Regions from separate parts of the Homo sapiens genome. Here region 1 is linked to region 2. Evidence: read pairs that join two places in POLR2A ChIA-PET (ENCODE). Cell type or tissue: GM12878. All regions are shown on one strand. Region 1 has its middle 210 kb from the start of PTPRZ1. Region 2 has its middle 99 kb from the start of PTPRZ1.

Evidence for each region. ChIA-PET counts read pairs that join two places held together with the same protein. Peaks named below come from ENCODE experiments on the same cell type or tissue, not always from the same donor. Only the 100,000 strongest peaks of a DNase experiment are listed, where the experiment ranks them.
Region 1: POLR2A ChIA-PET joins it to region 2 with 8 read pairs; 2 of 35 experiments call an interaction of 5 or more read pairs at or near these places.

The regions. Positions count from the first base shown.
Region 1 is chr7:121,659,125-121,663,124 of GRCh38, forward strand. No RefSeq gene overlaps it. Among named protein-coding and RNA genes, the nearest start is that of PTPRZ1, 210 kb to the right of the region's middle. In GM12878, no CTCF peak of the experiment used is centred here; no DNase peak of the experiment used is centred here.
Region 2 is chr7:121,772,486-121,776,485 of GRCh38, forward strand. No RefSeq gene overlaps it. Among named protein-coding and RNA genes, the nearest start is that of PTPRZ1, 99 kb to the right of the region's middle. In GM12878, no CTCF peak of the experiment used is centred here; a DNase peak (open chromatin) is centred at 2,290.

The sequences.
Region 1 (4,000 bases), 110 kb before region 2:
TATTTACATTAGGGCTCACTCTTGGTATTGGTGTTGTACATTTTATGAGCATGAACAAATATATAATGACATGTATCCACCATTATATAATCATGCAGAACATTTTCACTGCCCCAAGAATACTCTGTGTTTCACCTATTAGCCCCTTCCTCCTCTTGTAGCCCCCAGAAACTATTGATCTTTATACTGCCTAGGTAGTTTTGACTTCTACAAAATGTCATATAGTTGGAATCATACAATATGTAGCCTTTTCAGATTGGCTCCTTTTACTTAGTAATATGCATTTAAATTTCCATTATTTTCATGAGTTAATAGGTCACTTCTTTTTAGTACTGAATAATGTTCAATTGTGTGGATGCAATGCAATTTATTTGCCCATTCACCTACTGAAGGTTTCTTCCAAGTTTTGGCAGTTATAGATTAAGGTGCTATAAACAACCCTGTACAGGTTTTTGCATGGGCATGTTTTCAACTCCTTTGGGTAAATACCAAGGAGTGCTATTGCTAGATCATATTATAAAAGTGGGTTTAGCTTTGCAAAAGCTGACAAACTGTATTCCAAAGTAGCTGTACAATTTTGCATTCCCACAATCAATGAATGACAGTTTCTGTTGCTTCATGTTTTTTTGTCAGCATTTGGTGTTGTCAGTGTTCTGAATTTTGGCCTTTCTAGTACTGGAGGTGTATAGTGACATCTCACTGTTGTTTTAACTTGCATTTCCCTGCTGATATATGACATGGAGCATCTTTTCGTATGTGTCTCTGTGCATCTTCTTTGGTGAAGTACCTGTTAAGGTCCCTGGCCTCCTTTTTAATTAGGTTGTTTGTTTCCTTATTGTTGAGTTTTAAGAATTCTTTGTATATTTTGCATAATAGTCATTGATTGTCTTTTGGAAGTATTTTCTTCCATTTTGTGACTTCTTTTTTATTTTCTTGACACTATATGTCTCAGAGCAGAAAATTTTAATTTCAAAGAACTTCAGCTTATCAATTGTTTCTTTCGTGAATCTTGCCTTTGCTATTGTATCTAAAAAAGCCATCACCAAATCTATATCTACATTTTTCTCCTGTTATCTTATAGGATTTTTAGAGTTTTGCATTTTATATTTAAGTCTTTGAGTTAATTTTTGTAAAGGATGAAAAGGTCTGTGTCTATATTCTTTTTTTTTTTTTACATGTGGACATGCACTTGTTCCAGCACCATTCATTGAAAAGATTATCTTTGCTTCATTATATTTCTTTTTCTCTTTCATCAAAGATCAATTGGCTGTATTTATGTGGATCTACCTCTGAGTTCTCCATTTTAATCCATTGATTGATTTTTCTATTCTTTCACCAATACCACAATGTCCCACTATATGTAGTTTTATAGTAAATCTCGAGGTAAGGCAGCGTCAGTCACCAATGTTGTTCTTCAATATTGTGTTGAATATTCTGGGTTTTAGCTTCTCTGTATAAACTTTAAAATCAGTTTGTCAATATCCAAATATATATATTCTGGGATTTTGATTGGAACTGCATTCTATCTATAGATCGAGCTGGGAAAAGCTGACGTCTTGACAGTACTCATATTAAGCCTTTCTATTCACAAACATGGAATATCTCTCCATTTATTTAATTTTTTGATTTCTTTCATCAGTTTTATAGTTTTTCTCATATAAACCTTATACATATGTTGTTAGATTTATGCCTAAATATTTTATTTTCTTGGATACTAATGTAAATGGTAGCATGTTCTTAATTTTAAATTCTACTTGTTCAATGCTATCATATAGAGAAGAATCAACTTTTTTTTTTTTTTTTTTTTTTTTGACAGAGTCTTGCTCTGTCACCCAGGCTGGAGTGCAGTGGCATAGTGCACTGGAGTGCACTGGAGTGCAGTGATCTCGGCTCACTGCAACCTCCGCCTCCAGGGTTCAAACGATTCTCCTGCCTCAGCCTCCCATGTAGCTGGGATTACAGGCACATGCCACCATGCCCGGCTAAGTTTTGTATTTTTAGTAAAGACCGGGTTTCGCCATGTTGGCCAGGCTGGTCTTGAACTCCTGACCTCAGGTGATCCACCCACCTCGGCCTCCTAAAGTGCTGGGATTACAGGTGTGAACCACTGCACCTGGCCGCAGTTGACTTTTATATATTAATCTTGTATCCTGTAACCTTGCTAGATTCACTTATTAGTTCCAGGAGGTTTTGTAGTTGTTGATTCCTTTGGATTTTCTACATAAATAATCATGTCATCAGTGAACAAAGTTTTACTTTTTCCTTCCCAATCAATATACCTTTTCTTTTCTTTTTTTTTTTGTTTGTTGCAGTAGGTAGAGTTTCCTTCACTTTTAAAGGATAATTTCACCAGGTACAAAATTCTACGTTGTTGCTTTTTTCTCTTAACACTTTATTTCACTCCATTCTCATCTTACTTGAATGATTTCTGAGAAGCAAGGTGTCATTTTTAGCTGTGATTCTGTATAGGTAAGGTGTTTTTTCCCCTCTGGCTTCTTTCAGGATTTTTCCTTTACCTTTGATTTTCTGTAATTTGAATATGATATGTCTGGGTGTAGGTTTTTTTGACATTTATTCTCCTTGGTGTTCTATGTACTTTCTGTATCTATGGATTGATATCTGACATTAATTTGGGGGAAATTCTCAGTTGTTATTGTTTCAAGTATTTCTTCTGTTCCTTTCTTCTAATTTTGGTATTCCCATTAAACATGTGTTATACCATTTGTTGTTGTCCCACAGTTCTGGGATATTCTGTTCTTTTTTCTTTTTCAGTCTTTTGCTCTTTGTTTTTCAGTTTTGGAGGTTTCTATTGAGACATCCTCAAACACAGAGATTCTTTCTTCTACTGTGTCTAATCTACTAATAAGCCCATCAAAAGTATTCATTTCTGTTACAGTACTTTTTTTTAAAATCTCTAGCATTTCTTTTTGGTTATTTCTTTGAATTTCTATCTCTGCATACGTTGCCCATCTGGTTCTTGCATTCTGTCTACTTTATTCATTAGAACCCTTAGTATATTAATCATTGTTGTTTTAAATTCCCTGTGTGATAATTACAACATTTTTGCATATACGAATCTTGTTCTGAAACTTGCTCTGTCTCCTCACACTGGGTTTTTCTGTTCTGTAGGTTTTTGCTTGTTTGTTTGTTTTAGGGCAGACCTTGTTGAGAAGAACAGAATGCTCTGGCATATTTCAAACTACTCCTTTTCTCCTCTCCATTTCAGAAGCATGATGGAATCTTTTTTTCTCATATATGTTCTGAGAATTAAGTTGAACCCCTGGAGGCAAAACTTACAAATTTGTTGGGGCCCTTCTATGATAGTCTCCCTGTAGTTTTTAATTCCCAGAGTTATCCACATTGAGTCCCCAGCAATTTTCTATTACAATTTAGGCTTCCCAAACCCAGCACTGAATCCCATGAAGATTGTTGCTTGTGGTTTTCTGCTGTGGTAAATTTTCATTCTCATATTTGACTATCTCTCTCTTCAACTTTTGGGGCAGCAATTTTCTCTGCATCCTCACTTCTCTTACAGATCTTTGATTTTTCAATTTGTCCAGCATTTTACTTGGTAGGATAGAGTGGCAGGTTCTGAGCTGCTTGCTGCTGGGCTGAAACCAGAAATACTTTCAAGTAGGTTCGCTTTAAGTAGTTTGAAGGCGAATTTGTTGGCCCAGTCAACCAAGCAGGTTAGGTTATAAGCACTATAATCTAATTTTCTCCACATTTTCTAAGTTCAGTCTACTTCATAGTATTCAGTTCATCTTTCCAGCCAGTGTCATATATGTTGTATTTCAAAGAGTATTTTTGGCATTACTCGATCTCATTATACCAGGATCTTAAAGTAAAACTTAGGTCATTTATCCCACTAAATACCACATATTTTTGTGTTAATGCCGATAGGATATCCAGTCATTTCATTAAAGGGTAAAAGGGACTTTGGGAAAATATATTTGAGGCTAAATGTATAAACCTAATTGTCTTATAAAAGCTTTTATAT
Region 2 (4,000 bases):
GTCATAATGAGCAGGATTGGAGGATACCCTGAGAGATTCTCAGGGGCCATCAAGTGCAATGGGAACACTCTAAGACACAAATGGATAGATAATGAGCAGTTAGTGGCACTGAACCAGTCTGAATAACAACCCTAAGCTCACTTAGTTTTTAGTAAAAATTAGGTGTACACTTGAGGAGACAATGAGTATACTATTTGGTAGGCAATGTGGTAGAAGAGGCATCATCAGAGGAACACCAGCAGGAAAGACCTTAATATCAAAAATATAGTCAGTGGGTAAAGTCCCACAGCTCTCTACAATCCTGCTACCACAGCTGAGCTCTTGAAAATTGGACTAGGGTTCCATATTCTTGCCAGAAGCCTTGAGTAAGACTAATTCTTCCCAAGGAATGATGGTATTTGCATATTCTTGGACAGGACAGATCCCAGGGAAAAGGAAGTACAGAAGTGTGACAATCTCATTTCTATATCCACATCTTCTCCACACTTGATGGCTCCCTCCCTCATTGTATGGATGTGGCCTTATATTTAGTGCTTCATGTCCTCCTCAGAATAGCCCTTCCAGAGCCTTCAAAGAGGACCAGAGGAAAGAGACATTTGAAATCCCTGAAGTGATGTTGTGGATGTCATCATTTATAATATGTCTTACTGATTGGGAGATGTTAACATTAATTAAAACCTTATCGTTCCTTTGCAATGGGCAGTAATTGGTAGTCACAAGTGTCATGGTTTGCCTCTATGGGGTGCGTGAAAAACAGCTGCATTTTGATTATAGTAGTAAGTATTGCATCTTCATTAATTCACCAACCATATGGATATTTGAAGTGTTCCTGTCTGGTGATGCCAGCTCATGTCACTGTCAGTGAGGAAGAAAATCCTAATTGATTTGTTTCACTTTCTCACAATCAATTAACAAAATCAACTTTAATGTAAGCTACCAAATTTCATAAGTTGAAGTATGTAAGAAAGAACTGAAACAAAAAGGGTAGGTTTCTATAGACTGTTGTTCTGATGAAATCTAATTCTCCCCATGGGTTGCTGTGGATTCAGTGTTCTTTATCAGGGTGGTCAGAGCAATGTCTTGCCCTATAGAGTCTTCTTAAATTTACCTGTCTTATACCATGCCTGTAAGGCCAAGTGAGTATATATGTATAGTACGTGAATATATATTATTTTATATGTGTAGATGAACATGTTAGTATGGATATTTATGTACCACATGTGACAGGAGAATTATTTAAAATTTCTAAAACTTCCAGATCTTCTGAAAAGAATGATCTTCAAGGACAAAACTTTGTCAAGTTTGGTGATGAGTATGAAAATGAAATTTAAAGGAGAAAAAAGAAAACTGAAGTTTACTTTTTTTGAGTTTCACTCTGTTGCCAAGGCCGGAGTGCAGTGGCACCATCTTGGATCACTGCAACCTTCACCTCCCGGGTTCCAGGCAATTCTCCTGCCTCAGGCTCCCAAGTAGCTGGGATTACAGGTGCACGCCACCATGCCTGACTAATTTTTATATTTTCAGTAGAGATGAGGTTTCACCATGTTGGCCAGGCTGGTCTCAAACTCCTGGCCTCATGTGATCTGCTCGCTTTGGCCAAATTTCACTTTATAAGAAAAGCCACATGCTAGGAGTGGAGATGTGAAGGCGAGGCTAAGGAAAGAAAAAAGTTGGAGCTGATATGGCTAGAAAAACCAACAGAAGAGGGTTAATGTGACTGATATCCGAATACAATTCTTGGGAAAGATAAGTTTGATAGCACAATAGGGTGGCTATAGTTAACAATAATTTATTGTACATTTCAGAATAATTACAGGAGTGGATTTGGAGTACTCCTAACACAAATGATAAATATGTGAGGTGAGGGATATCCCAATTACTCTGATTTGATGATTACACATTGTACCTCATAAATATATACAACTGTTATGTATCCATAAAAATTAAAAATTTTAAAAAGAGATGCCCCTTGGAGATCATACCATCACCCTAAGCCTCCCATCAAAATAGTTTTTCCAACATATGCAGAACTCTCCCTATGAAGAATTCTGACAAATGAGCTTTTAAGACAGGTTTTAGGAAACACTGGCACGAATATAATTGCATACCTTTCACTAAAAGGAGAATAGGAATATGATGTGCTAGGAATATTTTTTGATCTTCGAATAGGACTATTTCTTGATCTTAGTAATGATTTACTGATGTGCCAGCACTCTGCAAGATAGTAAACATCTCTTTGAGCTCAGTGATATAAGCTCTGTTGCACAGATGAGGAACTGAGACTAAGAAAGTTTAACTGAATGTGTCCGATATTACACAGCTAATAAGCATAGGAGCTAAGATTTGAATTCAGGTCTCTCTGACTCCAGAACTAATGTTCTTAAGTCTAGTGCTACACTATTTCTGCTTAACTACATTGTGTGTGAAGTAACCTCCTGTCCTTAAGTCTATTGGACCATATTCACCTGAGTTATACAACTTTATGGCAAAATATGAACTATTTCCCATTTGGACTTTGGCTACATTTCCTTAGTATGAAGTAAGAGAAAATCTTGGAAATACTTCATAGACATCTATCAAATCTCTGAGCTTTCTTTTTTTTCAGAAATTGGAAACATAAACTATTTTAGTGCCTATTATGGAGTGCCCCTATTCAAACTAACATCCCCTCTAACCCACTCAGAAGAATATTCTAAATTATAGCATTTAGTCTTTGGATAGGTATGTGCAGGACTACACAGGTATATATCCAAGATGAGTGCAGTTAAAGGTTTCATCACTCAAATGTCCAGTCCTATAAGCTTGAAATAATAACAAAATAGCCTTTTGAAATGAAAGCTTCAGAAATAGGTACATTAAAACTAAGTGTATAGCCATTATTTGTAAATGGCAAAATGAACCCTATTAAGGGGTTCTGTTTCTAAAATCACAAAATCGAGCTCTGATGCCCTGTGAATATGACAGCAAATAATACATTCTATATCCACGGTTGACTCATCATCTTGCCATGTCAGTAGGCTAAATGGAAGGAAATCATCTGGCTTTTTATTATAACTGTCATTGAGATTATTGCTCCTTTTCCATATTTAACCATCTTCACTTTCCTTCTATTTCAACGGTCCTCAAATTTTAATGTTAAAATATTAACCTGCAGAATCCCATCACAGCCCCCAAATATTCTGATTCCATATGAAAACCTGATAACCTTTTTAAAATTAAAAGCTGAGATGAATATTGTGTAGATTATCTTTTTTACATACTTGGAGAGATCATTTCTCATGTAATTATTAGAATAATTTTTACTTATTTTGTATTTTTGGTGAAAAATAAGTAGTTTATTTCCAAAAATTATCCAACAAATAGTGAGCATCTGCTCAAATTGTAGAAAATTTTGACAATATAGAACAATTTAAAAATTTTGTTACTTATTGATAGTCTTTGTTAACTCCTTGATAAATATGATTCTAGAGCTTTCATTTATAAATTTATGACTTTTATATATTCTACATTTACATTGTATTCTATATTCTACCACTTGTATATTCTTTTAAGTTGTTTCCATTTTTATATGTCAACTGTTCATTTTTTATTTCTTCTCTCTGTGTGTCTTAAATTGGGTAATTTCTATGCTTAATCTTAGACAAAAGGCTGAGAAGCAATTGGATAATTTCTATTGCTGTCTTTTAAGCTTATTCCATTTACATCATAAGTGCTTAAATATAGAAGATACATCATGCAGTAGGCCAGGCATGATGGCTCACGCCTGTAATCCCAGCAGTTTGGGAGGCCGAGGTGGGCGGATCACCTGAGGTCAGGAGTTCAAGACCAGCCTGACCAACATGGAGAGTCTCTACTAAAAATACAAAATTAGCCGAGGTAGTGGTGCATGTCTGCAATCCCAGCTACTCCGGAGGCTGAGGCAGGAGAATCGCTTGAACCTGGGAGGCGGAAGTTGCAGTGAGCCAAGATTGCACCATTGCACTCCAGCCTGGGCAACAAG